2 separate regions of the Homo sapiens genome follow, and region 2 is linked to region 1. The links are chromatin loops, found by intact Hi-C in ENCODE. Cell type or tissue: Caco-2. All regions are shown on one strand. Each heading gives the region's core, and the rest is flanking DNA. Links, peaks and the distances in the headings are about the cores only.

Region 1 (15,612 bases), core at 2,610-10,609:
ATAATCACAAAATAAAGCAGATGAAATCAAGTTGTGTTAATTGGATTGTTTCATACTAGCCCTGCCAAAGATCTGGAAAGCAAAAAAGAAAGACCACATTTAGGTTTTAAGCCACCACTATAGATCCTGTCAAAGAGATAGGCAGAGATCTAAAAAAAAAAAAAAATGAGGACTTTCGATTAAAAGAGCACACATGTTCAGATATGGACATTAAAGCTTTGTAAATGTTCTACATGTGCTAAGCTCACAAAAGTAAACCTGAGAAATCTTTCATGAATTTCAATAGTTTTCCAATTTAGTCCCACCTTACAAAAAGAGAGTCTTGCACCTCCGCCCTTTGAATACTGTCAGTGGACAATTATTTGGGATCAAGCTGTGAGACTAAGTGTCTAAGAGCCCAGAAACAGCCAAAGGCTTGAACCCATGGACTCTATTTTAGAACTGGTCAGCGATCATCAAGCATGATGAGCACAAAGGAGAGAATGCCACATGAAAGAATTATGTTGTTTGCGGTTTTTGTGTATTTTTTTTAACTCTAGCTGCTTGGCAACTCTCCTAGATCACAGCTTTGGGAAAGAAATGTATCTCCCTGATGAAAAATGAGCTAACAGAGATCCCATTGATGGCCCACTCACCAACTCTGTACGAGTCCATGGATTTCACCCTACACAAGAAATTCAACCAAATTGATTTCCTGAACAGAGAAAAAAGAGAGGGGGAAGTTGGGGAAAGTAAGCCAGGTATGTTTGCTCAGACGTAAAAGATACCACAGTGCAAGCAGAATAACATTTCATCTGACCACACGAAGCACAGTGTTTAAAATGCATAATGAAGCTTTCTTCCTTACTGCCTGCTCCTCGCAGGGGGTTATAAATAAGCTCCTAGAATGCCACGGGTTTCTGTATTAGAAAAAGCAACTCACTGTGTATTATCAGTTAACTTGAAGAAAAGGTCACAACAGAAATAATAGTTCTAAAAAATAACTTTGCTTTCTAGCTGTAATGTTTCTCTCCCTTTAGATTTTGTTTCCTTTCCTTCCCATTTCAGCACAATTTACACTATTTACATTATTTTTGGCAATGTGTCTGGAGCAAAACTACATCTGTTTAATGGTTTTCAGTTTTCAGTTTGTTTTCAAAATAATAACAATCTTTTTTCTTACATTACATGCATGCCAAAAAAAATATTGTTTAGATCATATTAACCCAGCTTAAAAATTAAGCAGTCCACTTGTAGGCTCTTAACCAATAACATATCATCTTAGGGTGGTTCTGTTCCAGCCAACAAACATGACCGAAAACCCACTGGAAGTCAGGCCCTGTCCTAGGTGCTAGGACTACAAACATGGCCAAGCCATGGGCCTAGAATTTTATAGTTTAAAGCAGCTATCTGAATCAATGTTTTATTATCTGTGTGAAGATAATAGAGAAGTGGTGTGAATAACCAAAAGCAATCCTATGCCTGACTCAAAAATAATATCAATCATTAAAGGAGACTGTCACATGGAGTCATTCATGCTACTCCACTGCCTCTATTCCTCACTGGGCCAGGAAAATGGTAGAAGGAAGTGCAGGAGACCACAGAGTGGAGAAGGTCCAGAGACAAAATCAATTATCTGCTGCTAGATTGTCAAGAACTGGGTATACTTCATCTCCCACTTTTAGTACATGGAACTGCGCATACTAACTCTTGGATAATTCTGCTTTGTTTGTTTTTAACTACCCAACTGCTAAGATTTCCAGTTTGCTTATTTTTGCATTTTTTCCCTCAAGGGATTAAAAATGGATTTTCTTAGTTTTGTGGGTTTTAAAAATAATCACAATAAGAATGATTTTAAATGGTTACATGAATCCAATTAAAGCGAGCCTAAAAAGAAACGTAACACTTTCTGACCTCCCCAGTGTCAACTGAGTTTCTTTAGAACCTGTTAGGTGTAAAGAGAGTACAGTGATGAAGACTGGGCCTTAAAACATGCAAACATTAATAGCTTTAAAAGGTGGGTGGTGGGTATATGACAGTTCCTTAAAATGTTATTTTTCCTTTTAAGAACAAAATTCCATGGTAAAAATATTTTAAATGGGTTTTAAACAAATAGACCAAGGTTATCCTGAGCAAGTTACTTAAATCCATTAAACCTCAATGTCCTATTTTCTACACAGAGGCAATACAATTACCTCCAAAGTGTGCACCATTAGTTCCAAGAGAATGAGATCAACAGAGACTGTAGGTAACAAATTACCTGTGTGTGTCCATGAAACACAACTCAAGACACCAACCCCGATAGTGAGTAGGGTTATTTCTGAATATAAAGAACATGCCATATATTAGCTTCTCATCTGCATGCAGTCTCTTAGCCTCATGAAATAGCAAAAAGAAAAAAAAAACTATAAATTACAAGTGGCTGTAAAGATAGCAAATCATACCGAATAATCTGCAATCCAAATTTTGTTAGAAATAAAAATTTCTGCTGAACAAAAATTTTCGACAGAAAAAAAATTCTGCTGAACAAAAGACTCTGAAAAAAATTGTAGAGTAAAGAATTTTATCTAGTTGGGCAAGAGACATCTTGAAATAAGACTGAATCCATCCACTTTGGTTAAACATCACTGGATAAATGCTAAAATCAATGTTATAAAGAACATGAAAAGATTCACAGAATATGACAAGGGAAGAATTATGAAAATGTAAAGCAGATTCAAGAAACACTGAAAAATCTGCTAAATTATTTCGTTTCCTGTTCTCAAGATAGCCAAAAGGCAAAAGATACTTTGAAGAACACAGTGTAGGAGACTCTCTTGGATTGCTTTACTCTGCCTTTCTACTATTTTTAGAAATTAATACCACCTCCTCATATCAGATGAGGAGGAGGACAGCCTTATGAAATATACAGACAGTCTTTAACACTCCTCAAGTGCTAAATGTTCTAAATATACTTCTGGAGGTTTGTTGAGCAGTCAGAGGAAAGAGCCGTCTATTTTCCATTTCACAGGGTGCTTCGACAAACAATGCTGAATCCATCAAATAAGAATTTAGTGTTTAGACAGAAGGAGGTATAATCTGGTTTGTTAACAAGCTAAAATCTTGTTAGTTTCAGAAGGTGTACAAATTTCAATTCAATTCCACAGAAGTTTTTACCACCCCACCATATTCCCGGCCCCATTCTGGATCCCAGAATTTCAAAGAGGTACATGTATGAATGGATCCTGTCCTCATAGAGCTCATAGTCTGGTAGATATTGATGCTGGACACTCCCAGACACAAAGTAGGCAGAGGGTGAGGGGTGGGGGGAATGAAGGCTGGAAGGCTATCAAAAAGTCTTGTATGCCATGGACAAAATCCTCTAGGGATAAGATAAGTCTTTAAGTTAGGAAGATCATTGCAGCATCAGTGTGGAAGAGCCTAGAAAATGGGTATGGGTGGGACAGGAACACAAATTGATATAAAGAGAGCTGTTACACTACAGCAACAATCCAGGCAAACAATCATAAAAGCTCAAGCTCAGGCCAGGTCGCTGAGGATAGGAAAAAAGGGAGAGCTCTGTGCTACATTTAGGCAGTAAACTGAGTAGGACGAGGGCTGATGGAACATGACTGCAGGTAATGAGACCGATTTTCCAGGGAAATGCTTATCAATTTATAATCATATCATATGCAATACATTACTGCTGACAGACAGATTTAGATCCAACCAAAGGAGCAAATTATTTATTCCCACTGGTGCTTCAGCACACAGTGAGACCTCAACAAGTGTCTGGGGAATCAGTCAATGAATTCTCCAAAACTGAATCTGTCATGATCTACAAGTTATTAGCTCTGGGCCATTCTCAATCAATCAGCAAATATCGCATTACATACCACAAAAAAAAAAAAAAAAAAAAAAAGCAGCCTACATGAAATGAAGAACACACAAAACAGTGCAAAAGAAGAGTCTTTTCTTGAATTGAAAATGTTTGCCTCTAGTTGGGGAGGAAATACATGTACACAACTTGATGCAGCAATTAGGTCTGAATTAAAGCCTGTACCGATTTAAAATCAGCAAGTACATTAGTCTCTTTGAGAGCCCAGAATAAGCAGACAGTGGCCCTAAACAAAGGCATGCTGGTGAGAAATTCAACCTGACCCCCATATGTTTGGCTGCCTTAAGCCACTCAGTCTCCTACCTGCACCTCAATCTTTCCTGTAAACAGGGCAGGAAAAGTGCCTTAAGACACACCCTGCCTTTCTAAAAACCACACAGAAGATAGCACTCCAAATACATGAATCCACAAGGAAAGACACCAATTCAAATTTATTCACAGATGTCAACCTTTCTTAATGGCAACACTGACATTTATTTTCCTAAAATACAGCATAATAATATGACAAATTATAGCACGACATGACACAGAATAGAACCAGGCAAATACTGACTTAGCATCTGAGCTGTCACTTAGAATCAGTCCTGGTTCAGAACAGTAGTTGACCAAGTCTGATTCCTTCCATCTACAGACTAATACGATTATTGCAAAAGAAAGCAAAGGCACGCACTGCCTTAAAAATTAAAATATCTCCCCAAGGAAGAGTAAGAATTCTTGACTACTCAGGTCAGCTGTTAGGCCTTAGCACTCTGCTGGTTATAATAGAAAGATAAGAAAGATGAAGGCTCTAGAAATCCACAGCTCCAGGGAGCCAAGGAAAGCATCTCCTCATCAGCTACTCTTCCGATCTCTTGACATTCTCTATTATGAGAGAATTGCAACCGAATGCTTTTTCTTTTGTAAGTCTGCATTACACCTAGAGGAACTTGTATATTTAAGAAAATGTCTTACTTTTCCACCTGCAAGTAGATAATAGCACATTCTGAGAACTTGTGTGTTACTATCTTATACTCAGGGCAAGACCATGATCTTCGACTTCCATTAGCCTTAACTTGAACGCACAGAAAATGAAATTCCCTACCAAAATGATGGGTTTCATTACCCTGAAACATACTGCCTCCCTCAGACAACATATTTTGTGGATAGTGGGGCAAGTGACTTTTCACCAGATTGTTTAACAACTAACTACTAATGATGAGACAGAGGGTCCACTGAGGGCAGGAATTGTGTCTGCTCTGTTTACTATCAATATCTCAATGACCAAGAACCATGACTGGCACATGGTAGATGCTTAATAAACATTTTGGAACAAAGTATCCTATCTCAACTTGGGGAAATGGGAGCTTTTCATCCACAATAAAACTTTAAGGTATAACTGAGGTGTAAAAAAAAAGCTCCATGAAAGTTGGCTCCAGCTTTGACCAACATACATTTCATTTTTAAAATCCCAAATAAATACAGTATAATTCAGTGTTTGTGAGCACGGTATATCTTTAGTTAGAAAAACTGATTAATCATAAAACCAACTATCTCATTAGTGGTGGTGAAAAATTTCAGAGCAATCTTCACTTTAGACAGCTTGAAGCATTCTTCTCTTCCACAGACTCAGTGGAATCCCCTAGAAAGTCCTGACCGACCAAACTTAATAAATATTATAAGGTTGGCCTTGGCCTCTGGCATAAGACAATAAAATGCAAAATGAAATAAAAATTCTGTAAGCAGAGGGTGTCCCCAAGATCAACAATGTTTAAAAGACCTCAATAAGAAATCCAATGATTACATGCAAACATCTTTCTGCACTCAGAGCATAAATCATTTCTTATACGGGTTCAGTGTCAGGGTTCTAGTTAATCATTCGGCTGTAGCAAACACTAAAAGCAATCAATCTCACAGGCTTTGGAATTTGTATAAAGACTTGCTGTCTTTACAAGCTAGTTTCCCCCAGTCTGGATACTATTAACTTTTCCTTCTGTAGCTAAAAGTTAACCAAAGTGATCCGTCCTATCTTCAACTAACAGGCTGCCCTTTGATTTAGTAAAGTAAAAGCAGGCCCTTTTAAACAGGACAAATGGAATGTATTTCCGCTTTGAAATTATATGCCAAGGAGAAACCCTTCATAATGTCTAAATTCTATTTAAAGACAAAAAAAGATAACATCTTAACATCACTGTTGAAAAGATATGCTGTCTAGACTGTTGTTTTCCAATCTGTGTTCCGAGAAGATGCCAAGTGATTAGAATTGTTGGGTAAAGACCAAAAGCGGACCAAAAAGCTCCACTTTTATCTCCTTTATATACAGGGAATAGTAAGAGATTTCATTGGAAAAATAGGTTCCCCTTCTAAAAGAAGTTTGAAAACTACTTATCTTGTCCAAAATTTAGCACTCTTGCTTAAAAGCAGGCTAAAACTGACATTTCAATTTCCTTTGGGAGTCTGCAGGCTCTTCCTGAGATGGGCTTTACAAGCTCTGGGGCCTTCCTCCTGCCTGAGAAAACAGGCAAAGCTGCTGGAATCACCTCCTGTGCTAACTTGACGTAAAAAGAGAACGAGCAGCATTATTGACCTTGAAAATTCTGACAGTGCAGTATCTTGATTTTCTGCTTCATTATGTCCAATCTAAGGATTCGCCACTGATGTACCCAACCTCCCACTCACTTGTCCACGCTCCACTGCCTCTTGGAGCCACCACTGCAGCTCTGGCTTTGGTGAACACAAAAACACATATCACCCCTCACAGCCAAGAGGTTGAAGGGAGGTGCAGATCGTGCAGATGATGACAGGCAACTGCATTCCCAGGCTCTCACCAGCCTGCTTTCCCAGGGCAAAACTGAGCCTCCTCCAGGCAACATCAGCTGAAGTGTGAGATTGACTAAATGCCTGTCTTGAGGAATGCTGTCTGAGAAAGAGAGGAAAGTATATGAGAAAATCAATGAAGAATGGAATATTCCTAAGATGGAATCCCACTTAGCCGTTTAAAGGAATGAGTTAATTGTATATAGTGATGCAAAAAGATCTCCAAAATAGATTAGCAAGTGAAAAGGCTAAAATATACACATACTATACTCCCATTCAAGAAAAAAATATATGCATGTATACATATATGGATGTGTTCACATGGAAAATGTCTAGAGGGAGACTCAAGAATCAATAGGTGGTGTTTCCTGTGAAGAATGAGACTGGTGCTGGTGGGACAGTCTACAGTGCACTGTATAACTTTTTGTTCCACTGGAATTTTTTACTATGAGTATGTATTGGCCTTATAATAATTTTTATAATACAACCAGAGGATTGAGAAAAGCCAAGTCCTCAGCAAATACAACTTAACATAGAGAAGAAACCAATAAATACACACACAAAAGTCAGATATTAAGCCCACTGCACATTCACTGCCAAGAATGCTCAGGCCCTGGGTCTAGTAACCAAAACATGGCACTCACTGTGGGCCTTTCACTCTGTGGGTACAGCCCCAGCTCTGCCATTTCCAGGATCATGCTATTACCAGTGACTATCTCCTAAAGGGATTGTGGGGAAAGCCAAAATACAAAAAAAAGGGCAATAGAGTTCCAAGTCTGTTGCTTTATTCAGCACATAAAGAAACAGCAATATTGAAATAGCTCTCCCCAAAGAAAGACTATGAATTACACTCTTTGTCCAAAAGTTTTTTAAAAAAATACTATTTCTTGGGGTCCTTCTGCTGCCAATCAGGAAATTGCCTCATTTTCACTTGATAAGACAAAAGTCACATGGATTCTGCTGGTGTATGCCTCTCTGCAACTTCACAGTACTTTCAGAAACCTTGTATATTCACAGTCACTATAATTCACAATAATAAACGCTACTGAGAAAAGCAGGATGGATCCACTTAAAAGTGGTACCTACCAAAAGACCTTGAGAAGTTGATCAGGTTATTGAATATCAATGACTCTGGTCCACAATAAGAAGCAATGATCACCCAAATTCTTAAAACATGGGGAACTTGGTGCTTTAGATATATTTTGACATAAGTAATTAAGATCAGATACATAATTAATAGCACTGTAGCATATAAAAATTGAAGTGTTAATTTAGAAGCTCAAGAACGCTTACTAAATCTCAATTCACTGATGAAGTTAATTTTCTTACATAATTTCAACAAACTTGTTTAAAAATCCCTTTGGATCTTCCCTACCCTAAGTTGCCACTGACTAGAAAGAGTTTAAACTATTCTGTTGTAATGTTATGTTGAGTTATTTTATTATACAATGTAGTTTCAGCTGAAATTTGAGCAGAGAACTGGCTGTTTTCTCAAGCTTCAATAGTTAATACTTCTGTGATCTTGGACAAGTAACAGCCTTTCTTGAGCTTAATTTCTTCATCAATAAAACTTAAAATTTTAATCAGATGGTCCTTAAGCTACTTTCCAGGTCCAAAAGTATATGATTCTACGAGTCTTTGTAGCATATTACTCACCAATGAAAAAATTAGTCATTTCTCTACTCCTCTAAAAAAAAAATCAACAATCCCAAATAACTCCTCATTTCTAGAAGCTGTTCTCATGTTTTGTAGAAGGGAAGACCTTGAGATTTGGAGTGAACAAGTGACATTTTCTTCACATACTATTCCAGACAACAAAGCTGCTTTTAATTTTTAATTATTTCCAAGGTCACTTCCAGATTGAACTACCTCCACATGTCAGAAAAATTCTCATAATAAGCAATTTGATTTAAGTTTTCCAGAAACTCACAACCCAGAAAGCATCACAATAATCAGGTTACTGAGCACAAATGTTCCAACTAATGCTCAGCCTTTCTTGGACACACTCTCACCCTGCAATCTAGTCCCCAGGGGATCCCTAACATCTTCATAATAATGTTTATCTAAAACACATCTAGTGACAAGAGTTGCTCGCTCACATTATCCCATTCCACACAATCCTTGCAACAACTCAATAGGACAGACATAATGTCCTAGTTTTAAACATAAGAAAACATAGCTAGAAAGTGCAGAACTGAAGGATGAACTCATTTCCTTGTTGGACAGTCTCCACTCTCCTTACAGGCTTCCACTTGCCCTTAATTGGTCCCTTCTTCAGAGGCAGGTCTAAAGCTAAGGCCTTTTACGTGTGTCACTACATTTAAACCAATATGTGATAAGTGCTATAATTATACCTATTTTATAGATGGGAAAACTGAGACTCAGAGAGGATACATGGCTTCCCCTCAAAAACTACTAACAGCAAAGCTAGAATTAAAGCCAAGTTTAACTGATTCTGAAGCCTATGTGATTTCATTAGGGAAGATGACCTCCCTATCAGGAACTCAGCTCCGTAACTGTTCATTCCCTGTACATGCAAAATTGCTTTGTCAATGCATCATACCTTTCTTTCTTTGAAGTGGGAATCTGAGAGAGTGTAAACTCATTGCACCTTTATTCAGAAGGCAAGTAGAGAATATGGCTCCACTAAAATTAGGGAGTAAACAAAAAAAGATGAAAACAAAAGATTCCAGACTCTGGGAATTTAATACAGGAGAACACATAATATAAGACAGGGCAACAGCTGTGTCATTAGCCTATAAAACATCCAGGAAAGGGGCAGGGTTTTGGATAACTGCTGTGTAGATGTCTACTGGGGGCAAAAAAATATGAAGCTGACAGATTACCTAATGTTTTTAATCATACTGAAGTCAACATTAAAGTCTGGGGTCAACATTAGAGTCTTGTCAGGGTGTTTAGGAATAAATTATGAAAACACATAGAAAACTAAACAAACAAAAAACATGTAATTATCAATTCACAAAAAAAACCTAAAAGTGATACAAGAAATCAATGAAATTATAATGTACAATGTGATACATCTATGATCAATATTTATGTGGCCATAATAAGGTCAACACTAAAAACTCATTTAACAGAAAACTGTGATATAACTATATTGGGAGCATTTGCTTACTGAAATATTTTTAGAGGAAATGATAAGATATGTGGAATTTGCTTCAAAATATCTAGTATAGGGAAATGTGAGGGATGGGAAGGTAGTGGACATAGACGAAATAAGTTTGACCATAACTGAAATCATTGTTGAAGCTAGAGAATGGACACACTGGAGTTCACTGTACTATTCTCGCTATGTTTTGGGGTATAATTTTCTATAATAAAAAGCTCTAAAAAGTAATCTTGGGAGGATAGGAAGAGGAGGCAGGAAGGTGTTATGGAATATAAAGGAAGAGACAAAAAAGATGCATGGGGTATGTGCATACAGTTTATACAAGGACTATGCCATCTATGAAAATCAATATATATCTGTAACTAAAAAGATCAAGAAATAGCAGTATAAGTAAGCATGTTATTTTGCAATGTGGAAGAAAATTCCCAAAGGAAGAGCTAAAAGTATTAAAAGTAGTTGCTTCTGGAGAGTGGGTGAACTTGTATAGGGGACTGCTGTTTTTCACTACAAGACTTATTTTACTATTTGAAATTTAAGACTCTGTACATTATTCCTTTGATTTAAAAAGATGAACATAGCAATTAAAAAAACAGTATGCTACAATGTTCGGGTTCTGGGTACTTGTAGTAGTCCATTCTCATGCTGCCATAAAGAAATACCTGAGACTGGGTAATTTATAAAGAAAAGAGTTTTAACTGACTCACAGTTCTGCATGGCTGGGGAGACCTCAGGAAACTTAACAATTATGGCGGAAGGCACCTCTTCTCAGGGCGGCGGGAAAGAGAACGAGCACCAGCAGGGGAAAAGCCAGATGTTTATAAAATCATCAGACCTCGTGAGAACTCACTTACTATCACAAGAACAGAATGGGGGAAACCGCCCCCGTGATTCAGTGACCTCCCACTGGGTGCTTCCCACAACACGTAGGAATTATAAAGATTACAATTCACGACGAGATTTCAGTGGGGACACAGCCAAACCATATCAGTACTTTTTAAGAATCTCTTGATGTAGTTCTTATATAGTTTTTTCAATAAGAAAAAAATTAAAAGTTTTGTAAACTTGAAAGTATTTTATAAATTGTGTTTGCTGAGCTCATTGAGGCTATGTGTATGTAGCCACAGTGTGCATTCCGAGCTTCTCATAGCTCAGTTAGGTTCTCTAACCCTTCCTTCAATGAGCTCACCTCAGAGTTGTTCTCTCAGATAAATAATTTTGAAGTATCTTTGTGAACATAAAAACTAAAATTAAATAAAAATAATAATCATGATAAAATAATAATATGAAGAAGAAAAGTAGTGAAAAACAACAACCATGCTTCCACCGCTCTTGGCTTGTATATGTATACATATATCCTGACTATGAAAACATCTTAGAAATTAACTGTGGAAATCACTGAACATAAACACCCTTACTCCAATCACTGCCCCTTCTGTGAGTGGCCTACCTAGAGTAAGGCGTACTGCAAAGTCCTCACTTCGAAAGCCCTGATTAGTACCCTGTTGTAAACTGACTCAGCGCTTTCAGAACAGGTTAAGATGATTTAGATGAAGCTTATTTTAAAAGATTACACCTAATGTTGGAGGAAGTATTGGAAATGAACACTCTCATACACTGTTGTTGATGATGAGATTATAAGTTGGCACAATCTTTCTAAAGGGAAATTTAAAAATAATATAGGAAGCATTAGAAATGAATATTGTTTCCTTCCAGCAATTTCATTTCCAGGTATTTATCCTAAGAAAATAAATCAGTGATTTACACAAAAATTTGGTTATAAGAATGTTTGTTATAGCACTATTTATAATTGCAAAAAAGTCACAAAAACACTAAATATCCACTTGGTAACTGGTACACTGGAATAAATTTAGGAACATGCATACAACAAAATACTATGTGGTTGTTAAAATAATTCTATAGAAAGATATTCAATGACAAGGAAAAATATTCGTAGTGTTAAGTGAACAAAAATTACTGAACAGAATACACACTGATCAAGTTTTTGTACATATAAGTGAATCTATAAGCAAAGAAAGAGGCTCAAAAACATAGAACAATAACAATTGTTATCTGGGATTTAATTTTTTCAAGCAAATCTTATTTTCTTCTTTTTGCATATTTATATTTTCTTCAATAAATGTATATCACTTTACAATAAAAAATGTAAACAAATACAGGAGCTACAAAAGTACTTGTATCTTTTTAAATACATTAAAATTAATACAAACAAAACACACACACACACACACACACACACTTATTTTAAAATAAGAAAAATGAGAAGGCAGGAAAAGAAAAGATGATGGTTTAACAGCAATGTTGACCTTGAAATATGTTTTTTGGTCCAAACAGTAATTCTCCAAAGTCACATAACAGAGTCTCATCAGAATTTAATCAACTGAATGTTTCCAAAACATTAACTTTTGACATTGATGCTCTGTATTATGTTTTTATTCAATCAATATATATTCCTATATTATTTTCTTCCTTCATTTTTCTCTGAGTTGCATTTATCATTCTTTTTTTCTTCTTGAGTTTTTTTGTCTTTATTTTTTATTTATATGTATATTTTAAAGTTATAAATGTCCCTCTAGTCAATGCTTTAGCTGCAGTTTATAGTATTTTTATCACTCTGCTCAAAATGTTTCTCTTGTGATTTCCTTTTTGATGATTAAGAAAAATACTTATTTTTTTCTAAAATATTTGGAAATTTTTTAAGTATTTTTTGTGATTGATTTCTAGCTTAATTTCTCAGTGCTCAGAGGTGTACTTCCTAGACTTCAACTTTTTTTTTTTTTTTTTTTTGAGACAGGGTCTCACTGTATCACCCAGGCTGGAGTGCAGTGGCGCTATCTTGAGTCACTTCAACCTTTGTCCCCTGGGCTCAAGCAATCCTCCCACCTCAGCCTCCCAAGTAGCTGGGACCACAGGCCCGCAACATCATACTTAGCTATTTTTTTTTTTTTATTATTTTTAGTAGAGACAGGGTCTCATCATGTTGCCCAGGATGGTCTCTAACTCCTGAGCTCAAGTGATCTGCCAGCCTTGGCCTCCCAAAGTGCTGGGACCACAGGCTTCAGCTACTGAACCTAGCTAGAGTTAAATCTTTGGAAATTAAAAGTTGCTTTATGCCTGACATACATTCATTTTTGGCAACAGTACAACATGCACTTGAAAGAAATGTGTGTTTTGCAGTTGTCAAATGCACTATTTTATGAACTATACATCAATGAGATCAAGTTGATTAATTTGTCCAAATTTTCTATATCCTCTGATTGTCTACTTATCTATAAATAACCGAGAAATATACATTAAAATCCACCTTGTAATTGTGTTTGTCTATTTCTCCTTGTAGTTCTGTTACTTTTTGCTTTATATATTTTAAAGCCATGTTATTAGGTATATACATATTTAAAAGTAGTACATCTTCTTAGTGGATTGACTCTTACATTATTATGAAATACCACTCTTAATAATTCTTCTTGCCTTAAGATATCATAGCTATATTGGCTTTCTTCTGATTAGTGTTTGCATGGTATTTCATTTGCCAACCTTTTATTTTCATCATTTCTGAATACTTATTTTTAATATATGTTTCTTTTAAGCACCATATAGTTAGGTTTTGTTTGTTTTTCCAATCTGATAAACTTTGTCTTTTGAAAGGAAGCTTGACTATTTTATATGTAATGGAATTAAATATGTATTCAAGTTTAAATCTTCTATGTTACTGTTTGCTTTATACTTGTTTCTTTTTCTCTCCTTCTTGTCTTATTTTGGATTTATCACTAATTTTTATTATTCTATTTTCCCCCTCTATTTGCTTGTTAGTTGCACATTCCTTAACTATTCTTTTAGTTATTACTCCAGCCATTAAAACATGCATCTTTGACTAATATAAATCCAATCTAAATTCATATTTTTACTACTTCTTAGACAATGCATGGAACATAGAACACTTTTCCTCCATTTAACCCCCTCCCAAATTATGAACTATTTTTGTTGTGTATTTTAATGTTGCATATATTTTGAATTATTTTTGGATAGCCAACAATCATTTAACTTTACCTACATATTTACACTTTTTATTGCTCTTCGTCCTTTCCTGTATCTCTGAGCCTCCATCTGAGAGCTTGAACATATTAATCATAGTTATTTTAAAGACTATATCTGATAACTCCGTTCATTATCTGCAACCCTGACGGATCTTTTTGTATCACCTATTTCTTCTTTTGGTTTTCAGTTACATCTTGTCTACTCATATGCCTAGTTATTTCTGCTTGAGTACAGAATATTTTAAATGAAAAGGTATCAGAGATAATTAGAGGCTCTGGATGATGCTATTTTCCTCCAGAGAGGAAAAATTTTGCTTCTGGCAGGTAGCTGAAGGGCACCAGTAATTCCAAACTATCTTAATCCAACTGGATTGACCTAACTGATAGCTCAGCTTCAGTCTTTATGGGGCTAGTCTATTTCCTGCTCACTCTTACTCATAGGATGCAGCCCTTCAAGTTCTCAAACGAAAGTCTAGAGCATTTACCAGCCCCTCTCCCAAGTAAGCCGTAGTCCCATTTTTTTTTCCATAAGTTATTGAGGTACAGGTGGTATTTGGTTATATGAGTAAGTTCTTTAGTGGTGATTTGTGAGATTTTGGTGCACCCAACACCCCAACAGTATACACTGCACCATATTTGTAGTCTTTTATCCCTCATCCCCCTCCCATGCTTCTCCCCAGTCCCCAAAGTCCATTGTATCATTCTTAGGCCTTTACATCCTCATAGCTTAGCTCCCACGTACCAGTGAGAACATATGATGTTTGGTGTTCCATTCCTGAGTTACATCACTTAGAATAATAGTCTCCAATCTCATCCAGGTCACTAAAAATGCTGTTAATTCATTCCTTTTTATGGCTGTGTAGTATTCCATCGTGTATATATATACCACACTTTCTTTATCCATTCATTGATTGATGGGCATTTGGGTTGGTTCCACGATTTTGCAATTGTGAATTGTGCTGCTATAAACATGAGTGTGCAAGTATCTTTTTTGAATAATACCTAGCCCCATTATGATCCTCCATCAGCCCCATTATTGTACTAAAAGCTATGCTCAGTTTCTGAGCCTCTCAACCACTGCTTTTGGACCTTTCCTCTCCTGGATCTTGATCCAGTGATTTCTTACTACCTTAATAACTTTCTTATGCCTTTAAGCAGAAGATTTTTCATATTTTCTCCATATTTTCTAGTTGTTTTTAGTGGGAGAGTTGGTTCAAAATAACATAGTCTGCCATTGTCAAAAGAGAACTCCCCCACTTAACAAGTATTTAAAATGAAATCTCAAATAAACATTCTTTTCATAACCCACTTCAATTTATCCCTAGACCATATTCAGTTAAAATAAAGGTGACAAGGATAGTTTGTGTATGCTAGGAGTAATAAGCCAAAGTTGAACAATGAGAACACATGGACACAGGGAGGGGAACATCACACACTGGCGCCTGTCAGGGGGTTGGGGGCTAGGGGAGAGATAGCATTAGGAGAAATACCTAATGTAGATGACGGGTTGATGGGTGCAGCAAACCACCATGGCACATGTATACCTATGTAACAAACCTGCACATTCTGCACATGTACCCCAGAATTTAAAGTATAATAAAAAAGAAGTAATAAGCCAAATTTCAACTTCTATGAGAGTAGAATGTCTTCCAAAAAAGTCAGAAAGAATCTCCCAGCCCATCACCCACCTTTTATCATTGGTTCTGACTTGTGACTCTTCTAAAAGCCATTTCCTCTCTCAAAAGAAAAATGTCAAAATATCCTCTTTTTTGCTAGTAGTT
Region 2 (15,612 bases), core at 6,420-14,419, 84 kb after region 1:
ATGAAAAAAAGGAGAAGGAACACAACAGAGGATGGTGCTCCGATATCTCATCTCCAACAATATACTAATCAGTTTGTACTGACAGACTCTGAATCCAAGAGCAAATGATTTCCATTTCAAAGCATCCCCACTGCCTACAGAATGTAATTCAAATGCCTTATTCCAGGCCCTATGTGATCTGGAGTTTTAAAATCCCTTCTCAGTGTTACATCACTTCTCTCGCTTCAAACTGGACTCCCTTTGCCACTTATGCGTTTACTTATACTGATCCTATATCCTAAGAGCCTTTCTCTCATCTCTCCCAATTCTAAACTGGCCCATATTTCAAGGCCAAGATCAAAAACGATTTCCTCTGGAATAAGAGTATTCTCAATTGCGAGCATCTATTTACTATATTCCAAGTACTTTCACATGTTACTCATTTATCTTTGCAGCAGCTCTGTAATATAGGCACAACTATTATCTCTATTTTAAAGACAAGGTAAGTAACTTGCCCAGAGTCACACAGTAGTGAAGAGCTCAGACTTAAATCCAAGAATCTGGAGCTCTGCCACTTCACCATGGTGCTGCCCTTCTACCTACTGACACTTATCCCAAACTGCTTTGTACTGAGTTCAATATCTGATTATAGGGTATTGGGTCGACTGCTGCTGGCTGCGGTAACATAAAATTCAATTTATATTGGCTTAAACAATGAGGGAACTTTTGAGCTCATACAATAATTCCCCAGGAAGGTCAGTTCCTGTGCTGGTTAAGTCAGCAGATCAAATAACCAACTCCTCAAGGAATCAAAGTCTCCCATCTTTCTCCCCTATCAACTTCTGTGTGTCAGCTAGGTATTCTAATGGTTGCAGCACCTCCAGAGATCATGTTTTCATGTCCCAAAGCTTAAAGACTAAGCTTCAAAATCTTCTATTAATGGAGAATTCTTGTTTCCCACCCTTGAGGTGCAGGGATATCAACACATAACTCCAGGCCTTTCTTATCCCCAGGATGGTGGCATGATTTATCTAACTGGTAAATTTAAAAGAGCAGCTAGGCATGTTTAACTCAGTTCTGTCTTCTTTCCTCTTCCAGGGAGCAAGCCTGTCAACCAAGAGCATACGAAACCGGAGTTCTTGCCTTATCAGCCCTTCTGCATGGGAAAGCTGCCTCAGCAAGGCTCTGTCTGTGAATGCCTAACTCTTCCCAATTCTGAGGTCAGAACCAGCAACCCCATTGGCTAAGAGAACTGAAGCTATATCCTCCAACTTAGCTTATCGGTTAAAAGATAAAAGGATGATATTTTGACTTCTGTATTTATTCTTTGTTTTATTTCTCAACTTGTTCAGAACTGAGGGAAGGAAGGTGCTATTTATGGGGTCCTTTCAAACACCCAACAATATTAGCAGTTCCACACATATCTCATTGGCCACAAGTCACACTCAGTCCTAAACCAATCCCTGGCAAAGGGATATAAATTTCCTGATTCGCTCACAACTAGGAAAGGGTGGGAAACTGCAACAAAATCAGGACTCTGCCAACACAGAAAAGGGAAAAAGGGACTACTGGCTAAGCAGGGTGTTCCTGGGTTCCAACTAATATCTTATTAATCTTGGTATTCTCCATAGATCCAATCACAGGGTCTAACACAGAATTTGATCAATAAATGTCTTTGGAATCCAGTTGGATCACTACTACTACACATATCTACAGCAAATATAAGAGGGAAAGGCTTCTTTTTAGCCAATAATTTCATATTTCTTCTGTTCCTGAATTCTCATCTCTTAGATCAAGTTTATTCTAGATTATAGGGAAACTCAATACAGTAAGAACACCAAAGAATGAGTGTCTATTTCTGTTAATAATTCCCTCCTGCTCACTATTACTGAACCATTTCAAGAATGGAAGGTACAAAGAGCAATGAAATCTGCTCTCTAATGCAGACACCCTCCCCTCCCTGATCCCACCCCCACCCATTCAATTTCCCTTTGGAGGAAAGAAATGACATAAATTTAATAAATATCCAATCTTGGGAGCTGTCAGAAAAGAACTCACAGGTCACGACCCAAACTCAAGAGCCTCCTGGGTACTAACAATAAACCATTTCTTCCTGTGAAAGCTTGTCCCTCTCCTTCTTCCTTTCATTTAGCTTATAAACTCTGGGAACCTAAGAAATCATTGCTAAAAGAACTTAGCTGGGACACCAGAAGCTATATGCCTCTTTTACATAAAACTGCTCAGTTATTTTTTAAAATTTTATTTTGTGCCAATTTTATGTTTAAGTGTCACAGAAACAAAATGTCATCCACATAAAATTTTCAAAGTCAACTTTTCTTCAGACATTTGTAACTGAAATTTCAGAAAAACATAAGCTGGCTTAACTCAATTGTCATTTGATATTTATATATTATCTTTCCCTTGGTAAGCAGAGAACTTCTAAAAGTAACTAAACTATAACATGATAATACCATAAGGTGTCATAAATTAGTGACAGTTCTATTATGGGGATTTATACATATATACACATGCATATATAAATGTATCACATAGAAAATAAACATATGTATGTACTTTGTAGTTATAAACAGAGAAATAGAATAAATAAAAATATCAAGTTGTAAGACAATTTGGTGTGAAAATGTCACAAACTTAAGAAAAAGTGAGGGAAGTGTATGGTGTGACCAGAAAATTGAGATATATGATAAAACGTAACATAGTTTGAGCAAATTAATATGGCTTCCAAGCTCAACTGCATCTTCTAAATTCAAAACAAAGCATAAGAAATGTGTTTGTTAACTTAAAACATCTGTTCCTACCACACAAATATGAATAAGAATAAAAATGCATATGGATTATTCATCAATAAAAGTACAAAATCTCTTGTATTATTCCTCTCATACAATTATTCTAAGAACATATAAATTCCCAAATAGGAAACCAGCACATCTAATTATGATGGACAATTTATAAAAACCCAGCAAGGACAAAAAAATTCTCAGAGACAGCTAGAGCCCAATTCTCACTACCTGACACTTAAAGGTACAAAGTTACTCCCTTTGAGGAACTAAATGGGGAGAAACCCTTCACTGCACACTCTAGTGCCAGGAGATTTTTTTCACCTTCTGTAAGGGCTTCTTTCCTTAGGCGGAAACACACAGCTCTAACCTTCTATCCACAGGTGAGAACCCAAATCAGAAAAGCCTGCCACTGCTAACTCATCCCGATTCTGTTTGTCTAGTCTCAACTTGAATATCTCTAGTTAAAGGAGCTCATTACCTTGCTAAATTTATGACAACACCTAGCACAGTAAGGATGTGTTGCAAAAAAAATAAGTTTTTATCACAAAATAAGTACATTTTAATAAAGAGTGGCATCCCCCATTTAAAAGCATATTACTCCGTATTTTAAAATAAAGACCAGAGGCATAAAAAATGATGAATTTTTGCTAAACTATAACTTAAAATGGTGATATCCTACAATATTCAATACAAGGGTATTAAGAAATTACCCAATACCTTTAGGGAAATTAAGGAATGGCTGATTGTATTGCTTCCCCGCTGAGTGCATCCTCAGGACACCAAGTATTCTCCCCACTGCTGGAGAAGTTCAAGATGTTTCAACAGCAGCCACTAGCCACCATTCACTAATTGTTTGTGGTGATTTCAAACACTGAATAGGGAAAGCTTCCAAATTTTCATTTCTCTTCTCCACAAAATCTCTTGAGCACGTTGATGAATACAAGGACAAAGCAGTTCTGAGACATTTTCATTTCTACAGGGCTATCTCTTGTGTGTTAACTGTTTCAAGTTTTAAAAAGTAACACTATAGCACACCAATTTTTAAAAAGACTCTAACATTGAAGAGCTCTAATGGTCTCCCTTAAACCTCCTTAGCCCTAATATACAAGGTCTACAGATTAGACCAGAAGTTCTCAAATCTTTTTCTGCTCTAATATAAATGATGGATAACACTCCCATGAGTTAAAAAATTTATAAAATTTTTAATGGAATATGTACAATTAACTGTAATTTTACTCCTTTTCTTTTATTCAAGAAAGCATTGATCCATAACAATTGCTTGGTTTAAAAAAAAAACCACGACAACAAAAAAGAAAACATATTTAGCAATATGGAGAGAGTAGTGTTGTAACTGTGTTGACTTCAAAACTGTTCAAATTATATAAACAAACAAAAACAGCAAACTTAGGTACTATAACAAACTTTGTATTACTTTTCTCACAACTGCTAAAAGTACTCCAGTAAGCTTCCACCCAGGGTGAGAACCATTCATGAGGCTGTATTTTAAGTACTAGAGTACGTTAAGAATTTTAAAACTCTAATGTTGCACTGTCCAATATAGTAGCCACTATCTATATGTGGCTACTCAAATTTAAACTTTAATTCATTGACATTAAGTGAAATTTAAAATTCAGTTCCTCAGTATCGTCAGCCACACTTCAAGTACTCAATAACCACATGTGGCTCGTAGCTACCACACTGGACAGCACAGCTATGGAACATTCCCATCATCACAGAAAGCTCTACTACACGATACTGGGCTAAGGAATCTTGGAGAAAAGCTAACCTAACTCTCTTAATTTACTAATTTAGAAACTGAGACCTCATTTCATTCAAGTGACTTACTCCAAGCTATACAGCTAGTAATTACAGGGCCAGAACCTGAACCAAGACCCTGGACTCTATAACTCACTCATTTCTACTCCGACATCTTGTTACCACCTGAATGATGTGAGTACGTGTTCCTTGCAGGGACAGTTCTGGGTTCTTTCACAAGTATGTTCTCAGTTAACTGTCACATCAAACCTAGGAGAAATATAATCCCAATTAAGTAGATAATGAAAGTGACACCTGGCTGTATAAAGTATTATATCTGAGACCACACAGCATGTATGTAGTGGTGCCAAGATTCAAACTCCAAAGCCTGGATTTTCCTGCAGTGTTATATATAGTCAACATTCCACATTTTTAAATTATCCTTGAAAAATATTCTTTCAAATTTGCTAAGAGTTAGTGCCTTGTGATTCACTTTGTCAGCATTTCTCAGCAAAAGTATCCCAAGTAGGAAAATCCCAACACTTAACACTTTTGATCCAGGGAAGAAGAGTCATTTATCCAACCTTGCCAGTCGTCACTGCTATAGAACAACAATAATAGCAGCCAACCTTTATTGAGCACTGTAAGTCACAGCACTGGACGAGTTGCTTCATGTTCATCTCCTTTAAGCTTCACAACAGTCCTGAGAAGTAAATAGTTCATCTCCATTTCACAGACAGAAAAATTGAAGTGAAGAGTCAAGTCATTGATCCCAGGAAGAACTTTCAAAAGGATATGTGTTTGCTTGTGGTGATGCAAAAGGAGAGTTTTTTCAATACTTGATATAGTTGGAAAAGAACAGAAGGTGTGTGAAAACTTTGAAATGAAAAATTAATTTTCCTCCTCACACTGGACATCACAGTTAAACCTATTACCTAGGTAGTTTCCCTCTGATGGATTCCTGATTTAACAGTCACGCTGTGTTCCACAAGGGCTGACTTTAGAGAAAGTCTTGTGAGCCCAGGGGTGCATGGGTATTATGGAGTAAGAAACACACCCCAAAATAGATTATTCAGTGTTTTTCAAGTTATTTTTAGTCCCTTCTGGTCATTTCTTACTCTAGGAATAAAAAGAAGAGAAAGTTACAGAAGATTGTTAAAGAAAAGAGAAGGGAGAGAGCTGAAATCAGTCCATAATTTAGAGATGGCTACACATGCTTGGGACTTAATCACCCAGGATGTCACTGCAAGTCCAAACAGCTGTCAAAAATTGGGGAAACACAACACAATACAAAGTGGGGGGAGGTATATATATATATATATATACACTTATATACATATATACACATATATAAACATATATAGTACATAATACACTGTACATTGTATGTTTTTAAGATGACATGCCTGTCTAAACATGTTTTGCATCACATAGTGAATCTGGTGCACGCCAGTGCAGGACAGCCTCAGTTAAATGGGAAGGGGTTAGCCAGGGACAGCTGGCTTTAGCAGGAGGTCAGGGACAGAGACTGGCAGAGACAACTGCATGGCAGTTGCGGCAGGGAGGGGGTGGGCATATGGGACCGAAGGTGGTGAAGTAAGCTAGTTGTGTTCAGAGACAACAAGTGGACTGACTTGGTTGTGAGAAATAGAATGCTTGATCAAATGACTTAAGAATAAGAACCAGGTTTGAACTCTCTTTTCCACTAGGACTTACTATGTAACTTTGGACAATTGACTACTTCCTGAGCCTCAACTTCCTTATCTGTAAAGTAAGTTAAAAAAAAAAAAAAAACTATTTCCTGGGTTTGTTGAGTATTAAATATATAGTAGGTGCTTAACAACTGGCCCTTCCTCTTGTTCTTCTTGGTTGCTAAGGAGAAATTGTGTTATGGCAGAAAAGCACATGCCATGCATTGCACCTGGGTGTCTTTCCCATATTATCGTCTTTGCAACAACCCTCAGGAGAGGCTTTCTTTGTCCTCATTTCACATCGGGGCAATAAGAGGTTCCAGAGATGATGTAACTTGCCCTATGTCACAGAGCTGGTTTGTAACAGAAGAGGAAGGGTCAAAACCAGGTGTGTCTGACCGCCAGGGCCATGACTGTTCCACTGTATCTGGCAGCTTCCTAAGCAATGAGTGAAGAGATTGAAAGGAATCAGTGAGAGGAATCCTCACAAGACAGGCTGAGAGTTAGCGTAATACTAGCAGCAAGTGCCTAAATCCATGCTCTCATTTGCTTGATATGCTTTATGAACTCTGGGTGAAGCTGAGGCTTTGCCATTTTCAACCAGAATAACCTACTTCTGGTTACTCACCTGGGAGATGAACAAACCTAAAGAATTTAACATCCCTGCCCCAGTTTCCTCATCCATAAAATGGACAGTCTGGACTAAGAGATTTCTCAAGTCACTTCTACCTCTAAAACAGTGAGCATGTGGGTAAAATTACAAAGTTTGGAACAGGGACACCAATCACTATTCTCAGAGCCAGCTCTTGAAAATGACGCCTCTTACACTAGAAGCCTTTGTCACCCAAAAAGTTGTATAATCAGAGAATCCTAGAATCATATAGTAATGTTCTTGAACCCTTCAATTCAAAATACATGAACATACATTCACTCTCCAATTTCACTGATGTAGACACAATGCTTTTCTTTAACGCTAGGGCATGTGGAGAGAGAGCAGCAGTGAATGATGTAGATAATAAACCAAGTCCACAATGCATCATCTACCATTTCCAGTTTCATTGTCCTTAAAATGGAAAGAGAACTTAAAGTGGTTACAAATAAACCCGAATGCAGAATCTCTCTAGATTTTGAAATATTTTCTCAATCTTGTACAGCTGTTTTTCCTACACTTAATTTGACAGAAATTTTTTAGTGACTCACCCCTATGGAGTCTTTTTAAAGTATTTAATATAGTTTCCCTGGAAACAAGCACACTCTCATTTCAGCAGTTTAATTAGATGATAAGTCCAGTGTTGCCATTCCTCCTCTCTGGCACCTCCAATGGCTCATCCACCTTCCTGAAAGGACAAGCTAAAGTCTGCACAAGGCTCACCATGCTCTGACCCCTGCCATCCTCCCTGACCTATCTCTTGCCATCCTCCATGCACTGCCTCAAATGCCCATAGGAGCTCTTGCTTCAGACTTTACATTTCTGCTCCCTATCTCTGGAATTCTCTCCCCTTGGGTATCCACCAGGCTAGCTCCTTATAATTACCTCTTTCAGTATGTCTTTGATCAAATGTCACCTTCTCAGTGAAGCCTTCCCTATCACCCTATCTAAAGTAGCCACCTTCATCCCCTATTGAGCCTTTTCTATCCGTTCCACCTCCACAATATTTTTCCCCATAGCCCACCTATCTGACATTCTATATATTTTACTTATTAGAATTCAAGCTCTATGAAGGCAGGCATTTTCATCTGTTTGTTCACAGATGCATTCCAGTGCATAGAATAGCAGGTCTCTAATTGTCATTCAATAAATATTTGTTTAATAATTTTATTATTGTAATAAATATATTGTCTCTCAGACTGAATTGCATAACTACAATAACAAGTATCTCAGGCTTGAAGAGGTTCAGAAACAAATGTAGCAGGCCAGGCTCAGTGGCTTATGCCTGTAATCCCAGCACTTTGAGATCAGGAATTCAAGACCAGCCTGGCCAACATGCCAAAACCCCGTCTCTACTAAAAATACAAAAAAAAAAAAAAATTGGCTGGGTGTGGTGGTGTGCAGCTGTAGTCCCATCTACTTGGGAGGCTGAAGCAGGAGAATCACTTGAACCCTAGAGGCAGAGGTTGCAGTGAGCCAAGATCCCTGCACTCCAGCCTGGGTGACAGAGCGAGACCCTATCTTACAAATAATAATAATAATAATAATAATAATAATAATAATAATAAAAGAAAGAAAAAAAAAGAAAAAGAAACAAATGTAGCAGAGCCTTGGTAAGCAAAGAAGTCACCTGGAAGAATGAGGAGCGTGCTGGTGTGGGAGGGTGCAGCCCACTAATCTTGAGCAGCCATGAGCCCTGGGATCAGCTAGGGCATGGTACAGAGGGAAGCAAGGTCATCCAATAAATTCAAGTTGGCTGGGCTGTTTCTCCTTTTAACTTGATCAAACTGACCTCTCCAATTACTTGATCCTTTCATATTCAAATGTACAATAACACATAGCAAAGTTAAATATAGAAGATGGTCTAGCCACTTTTTTTCACATATAGGCAGAACAACAGAAGAAGACAGGATGTCTTGTTCTGGTCCACCACTAATGGTGAATTACCTCTAGCAAATCTCTTCATCTCTCTCTCTCATCTTTTCCATTAAAAGGGGAAAGAGTATGGAATGATACATGGCCTGCCTATTTCATTGGTCTATTATAAGTATCAGACATATGAATACTTATGAAAATATATGGAAAAGTTATGAAGTACTCTACACAATAAATAATTCTCTTTTATTAGCACGGATAACTGACTTGTCTAAATATCTACTGTAGCTCCCCAAAAGTGATAATATATTTTAGAGCAAATGATTCCTAAAATATATTAAAGAATAAACAGGGCAGGATATGGAATGACAAATACAATAAAAATGGCTTTTTCCTAATTTTTGATAGAAAAATATTTAAAAAATAAACTTCTCCAGCAGTAACTACAGTATATAAAGTGCAGATTCAAGGATATTATGGTGAATATCTACAGTTATCTAGACTCTAAGATACTTCAGATATTCCTCAGCTATTTCAATACCACAAGGATAATCCAGGATGACTTATCAATATCACACATGTCAATAGCAGGTTGTGATGTAAATGAGCAAATTCTTTCCAACCATCTCAGTTCAGTTTTATTATAGCATTTATTAAACCAAAATAAAAACATGGTGAAGAATGATTTGTCACACCATTTATTAGAGTTGATGGAGTGTAGACAGTCTTTTCAATAAGGCTTTAACACACTGTTATGCACCATAGTGCATTAGTAATGAAAAGAAATGCATGAGACTTACATCAGCCTTTCCCCCAAGTCATTCTGACATTAAATTCAAAATCAATTTTACCCTATATGGCAAGAGTTCAGAAATAAATGTTAATTTCTTTGCTGTTCACCAAAACTTAAGTTTATAATTCAAAGTAACAACAGAAATCCTTCCTATTCTACTTAATTTAATAATCATACTTTTTTTGGAGAAGGGTTCAAAGTGGGAAGCAAATGCAACCAGAAGTTAAAAAATTGTGTTTCAGTTTGTATCTGACAAAAGGATGGGATCTAATTTTCTCTCTGATTAAAAGAACACAAAGAACAGCCACAGAATGTAAATCGTGTGTTGAGTGTTTGAATTTCTCTTCCAATACCTGAGTATCTGAATAGAACTAATTCACTCTGGAAAAGGTATTAAATAATTGAGCATCATTGTGCCCGAATGAGGGCTAATTGTCAAACGTTGAAGAAAAATAAACATATTCTACAATGATAGGGTCAACTCACTCACTCAGGAACTTCAATCAAGCATTTTACATTCAAATGACAGAAACCAAGTATGTAAAGAATGACCTACCGCCAACAAGGAATCCTGATAGACACAAGCACCTGTGGGGAAAAACAAAACAAGAATTAAAAGGGATGCATAATAAACCAATAGGCACTGCCCCAGCAAGCTTGCTGCTAAAACTGCATCTATATGCATCATAACCAGGAAAATGAGCTTCTTCCAAAATCTTAAAAGCTTCAGCATTCTTCCCCTGGGGAAATAACCCCATACACCAAAACAACATTCCTTGGACACACATGAGGAAAAGCATCATTAAAACTTATGACTTGAATTTTAAGATAAATGTGTTTATAACGACATGCTATAAATACAGTAAATATTTTTCTTGGTGATAAGTCAGCAAAGCCTCCATAATCCAGTCCCATTTACTTATCCAGGCTTCCCTGCCACTGTTTGCTTACACTAAGCCTCCAGTCCAACCCAAGAGGCCAACTTAGAATCCTGTAATATATTTACATGTCTCAATGCCTTTGCTCATTTTCATTTTCTACAGGAGATGTACTTTGTCTAGTCAAGCTCTTTGAACTTGATCCCATCTCCTTTGTGAAACTTCTGCCCACCAGATTATGCTCCTCTGAGCTCCTAGCATTTTGTGCCTACATCCTCCATTTGTGAATTTATTCTTGTGTATTTCCTTTCTAAGGATGTTGAAATGTTGTATTTACCCCACTACATTATATATATGTGTGTGTGTACTACATATAGAGAGAATATATACACTATATATACCATTACATATATACTATTACATATATAGTATATACATATATATACACATGTATACCCACTATATACTATATACCATATATAGTACATATATAGTATATACACATATATACACATATATATACATATATACCCACTATATACTATATATAGTATATATATAATATATAGTATAAATAGCATATGTAGTATTTAGTGTGTGTGTGTGTATGTATATATATATATATATATATATATACACTATAAAACTGAAATCTTAACTTAAAAAAAATATAGACACATTCCCAACCAATTTTTGAGCTGCACAACAGGTCTTGATTTAACTTAGAAAGAGATGGGCAGTGTGCTGTCACCTACTCTCTCAGAAACTGAGTCTGCAAAACACATTTGAACAGTATATACACACCAAGGTGAAGCATATCTTAACAATGCTCCACACAGTTGGTTTCTAAAGAGAGAAGGACATTATTTTACCACAGTGCTTACCTCTAATGGATCATTTATGAAGTCCCAATAATATTAACTTCTCAGGAAAGAATTGGTCTACCTTCTCCTCCAGTAATGGAATTAAGAACAATCTTTAAAAAAACTGAGATGACTATTTACACTTAGGTTTGAATCAAAGATCTCTGTGGGCAAATTTATTGAAATAATTTTTATGTCCCTGATATTCTTTTTTTTTTTCTTGGTATACAACAATTTTATTGGTGTTTTAATATAATTCACCCAGAATATGAAGGCATCACATTAGCTAAGTACAAGGCATATGTATAAGCAAAAATTATAAATTTATGACACCCTTGTGCCTTTCTCCTAATGACATTTCCAACTTTTAATGGTTTGTATTTCTTCCTCTGCAGACATAGGATAATTAATATAAATATGTCATTTTTGAGTTTATATTTTACACAAACTTATTATTTTACTTTAAAATAGTTTCTAGCCATGGCATTAATATTTATTAAAATTTCTGTACATATGAAAAAAGGAATTTATTTCTATACATATGAAAGAAAGGAATAGGGAGTGTCTATAAATGAATGATTTTATAGACACTCCCTATTTTTTTATTTTATTTATTTATTTATTTTTATTATTATTCTTTAAGTTCTAATAAGAATAACTTGAGATAAAACCTTGAAGGAAAATTCTTCTTAATTGACTACTTTTTCCTTAAGAAATCTTGTTCCAAGACTTAGTAGTTCAGTCTATGGTATGTTATAAGAAAGGAAATATATATATGTGTACATATGTATGTGTGTGATGTGTGTACTAAAATAATTCTATATATCTCAAATAAATACATATGAACACAATTCACTTTCTAAATTACTTATATGGACATATTTAATTATTTCTGGTGTTTAGAAAATTTAGAATAAAGATCATCATCACTTAGGTACAATTTAACAAAATTTAAACTTTAGATTAAACAAAACTTAACTTTTAGAAAAAACACAAACAAAATTTAATCTTTAAAATAAGACTATCCTCAAATAATTTTATTGCTCTCCACAGCATTACCTTCCAAAGTCAATTTCTTTTCAAAGCTCCAAAGGAAATCAAGCACCTTAAGAAGTATCTGAGTACCCATATCAAAACCTATTTTTGGAAGTTTAGATAGCCATGATAAACTCACTGCAGTATGAAAAAAATAAAGTAGCACTGAGTGTGGCACCACATCTATACCTGGGCAAGCCATGCATCTGCTGGAGACTCAAGCCAAAATGGTGTAGAGCTGCTGAAAAATTATATCATTAGGAAAAGGAATTAATTCAATTTGGGTTGCTTTGTATTGTACAATTCCAAAAGAAATAAGCTTTGCCCTCTGAGAGCTTTCCTAAAACAGAACAGTTCTACCTGGAAGGCAGCTGCATGAATGAGCCTCCATTAACACAGCTTCCAAAACCTCATTTCTACTCTCTTGAGAAAAAAAGCATTCCAGTGTGATGCCCAGTTCTATCAAACATTTATCATCACCCAATACCAGATGCAGCATCCAAAGGAAGCATATTTCTCTCACACACCCACCAGCAGATGAAGTTGAGGGGTTTGTTGACATGGGTACTGGGTGTAGCTTCTGGTTGAAAGCCAGAGTGGAGGTCTTTTCACTAATCCGTCAGTTCACATAATATGGAAAACAAAATTCATCTCTCGACTCATTATTTTTTTTTCTTCAGGAGTACAAGAATGATTGCAGGTCTATTTGACGTTTATATTTATGGCAGGGAACTTTAAAGAAAATTCCAGCTCAAGGTGAATTCTGTGAGAGAGTGCTGATCTAGAAGAAGAAATGAGCCTCCCTCAAAGGAAAACTGAGGAAAAACCGGAGACAACAGGAGTAGTTCTCTAACTATGAACAATGCCAATTTCAAGGCACAGAATGCAGCTGAGATGCCAGGTAATTTAAGTTCTAACACCTCACAACCTGTGAGAAAGAGCATAAAGTTTTGCAGGGTGAAGTAATTTTATAGTGTCAAGAAGGAAGCCCAGATCCTGAGACCTGAGCTGCTCTTTTACTGTGTGGCTGGCTCATTTCTTGCAGGTCACACAGAAAAAACGTTACTGCATAAAATTTAAACAAGTAAATGTCTGTTTTTAATCCCTTTTGCACATTATAATATACGCCTTTATGAGATGACTGTATAAAATCTAGTATTTTTGGAGAAATTTTGAGATATAATTTGCATATATTCTGAAACCGTTGGTAAACTGAGTAAATTAGAGAAGTTAAATCCAAGCACCACAAAATGTCAGACCCATTAGTTCAAAGAAATAGTGGCAGATACAACCATTAAGATACAAAAAGATTTGGAGAGCATGGTACCACAAGAACATGACTCATTAGGAACAAGCAGCCACAAGTTGGCATTTAAATGTTCAGGCTTTATGTTGTGTTATAATTCAGCATATGGCTGTGTGCACTGTGGAATACTTAAAATAGAATCATTTTCTGAACTGACAGGACAGCTCATGTCCTGATTATTGTCAACTAGGATTTAGATCAATTAATAGAGTAGTTAAAATGAAAGTGGGCCAACTGTTTTGGAACTACGGTAAGATTTGGCATGAGGCTCCAACTTTGACATGTGGTAGTCCCCTCCCCTACTCTGAGCCATGTGTTAAAGAATATTTTATGACTACTTGTGTGAGTACAGTTGGGTGACATTGCCACCCAAGTCCATAACAGTGAATACGGATGGCTGGGTCCTTACTAAAGGATGTACACTATATAAGGAGAGTAATGCCCAGAATCCAATCTTCAGAGGGCAATGGAAATATAATTGATGAAAATAAGAGTCCACAACAACACCTCTTTATTTCCATTGCCAGGTAATTACAAAAGCCAAAGGATGCAAAGTTACAACCATCATCTAACGTTTCCATACTGAGAAACCCACCAAGGACCAAATGTTCCCATATCCCTACTGCTATTCAACTGACATTAATGATTTCTAGATATGCAAACTCCTTGAGCGCAGGAGGTTTTTTTGGCTTTGGTTTTGATGTCTGTACCCACCTACTGGACATAACCTGACACAGAACCTCTCAATAAAGGCTTGCAGAATAAAAGAATTAGGTTACTTTTTTCCAGCCAAGTTCTTCTCTTCCCAACATTGAGTTATTGAGTTTCAAGCATAGAGTCTCTCAGTGAAACAACTCTGCAGCCCAGAGTGCAACTACCCTAACTCACCCATAAATAAAACATATTGTCTATCAAATGAGCCTCTTCAATGTAACCTGTTAAATAGCATTTATAGGAAAAACCCGGGATTCAGCGTTTGTGGGAATGGCTAAAATCACATGGAGAGTGATGGGACACAGACTAAAGCTCAATTCTCTTAACCTCCAATTCAATGATGTTTCCCTATCCCAAGGCAACTGTCTTATCTACTGTAACTTCACAGGACTTCCATATGTCAACAGAACTCAAGATATTTCTCCAGAAAAAGCCATGGTAGAGTTTCTGTGATTCAGAAAGCAGCCATGTTAGAAGCTTCTTTGTGACTTCTTGATTTTATTAAGTTCTCAAGTCATAGCATTAATACTTTACCAGTTTAGCAATATAAGGCCATATAAAATAACACTGCCAATAATTTGCTTGTAAAAATTTATTTTTCTTTTGATATTTCTTTTGATAAAATTTAGAGGCCAGGCACAGTGGCTCACACCTGTAATCCTAGCACTTTAAAAGGCCAAGGCAGGCAGTTCACTTGAGGTCAGCAGTTCAAGACCAGCCTGGCCAACATGGTGAAACTCTGTCTCTACTAAAAATGTGAAAATTGGCTGGGCATGGTGGCGCACATCTGTAATCCCAGCTACTCAGGAGGGTGAGACATGAGAATCGCTTGAGGCCAGGGGGCAGAGGCAGCAATGAGCTGAGATTGCACCACTGCACTCTAGCCTGGGTGATAGAGCAAGACTGTGCCTCAAAAAAAAAATAATAAAAATAATAAAATTTAGAACCAGAAAATTGCAATTGACCACTAATAATGCAGCAAATACTGATCTCTTTTTCTTCTATGTTTGATGATTAGCCAAAGTATCTTAGAGCTATCACGTAATGTACCTCATTTAGTAAATGACAGAACTATAGCGCAAAGAGGTTAGATGGTTCATTCAAGGTTAGTGAGCTAATCAGAGGCCAGTCCACCAGTTAAGCTTAATTCAAAATAATATAATTTGGCAATACTGTTCATCTGACCAATTTTTTGAGCACTTAGTGTATACTAGGAGCTGAACTGAAGATATCAGAATTAATAGGAGCCATCCTAACCCCTCAATAAGCACAC

The links. Peaks named below come from ENCODE experiments on the same cell type or tissue, not always from the same donor. Only the 100,000 strongest peaks of a DNase experiment are listed, where the experiment ranks them.
Region 2: a loop joins it to region 1, with 6 times the contacts of the local background. A loop is called at or near these places in 4 of 110 quality-filtered maps.

The regions. Positions count from the first base shown.
Region 1 is chr4:78,140,876-78,156,487 of GRCh38, reverse strand. All of the region lies in intron 2 of FRAS1 (Fraser extracellular matrix complex subunit 1), which reads right to left. Among named protein-coding and RNA genes, the nearest start is that of FRAS1, 91 kb to the right of the region's middle. In Caco-2, for the core only: no CTCF peak of the experiment used is centred there; no DNase peak of the experiment used is centred there.
Region 2 is chr4:78,060,504-78,076,115 of GRCh38, reverse strand. FRAS1 (Fraser extracellular matrix complex subunit 1) reads right to left here. Exons shown (of 74, transcript NM_025074.7): 2 at 10,100-10,131. It overlaps LOC107986293 (a long non-coding RNA gene), which reads right to left and starts at 8,210. Exons shown (of 2, transcript XR_001741746.1): 1 at 7,427-8,210; 2 at 2,224-5,654. In Caco-2, for the core only: no CTCF peak of the experiment used is centred there; no DNase peak of the experiment used is centred there.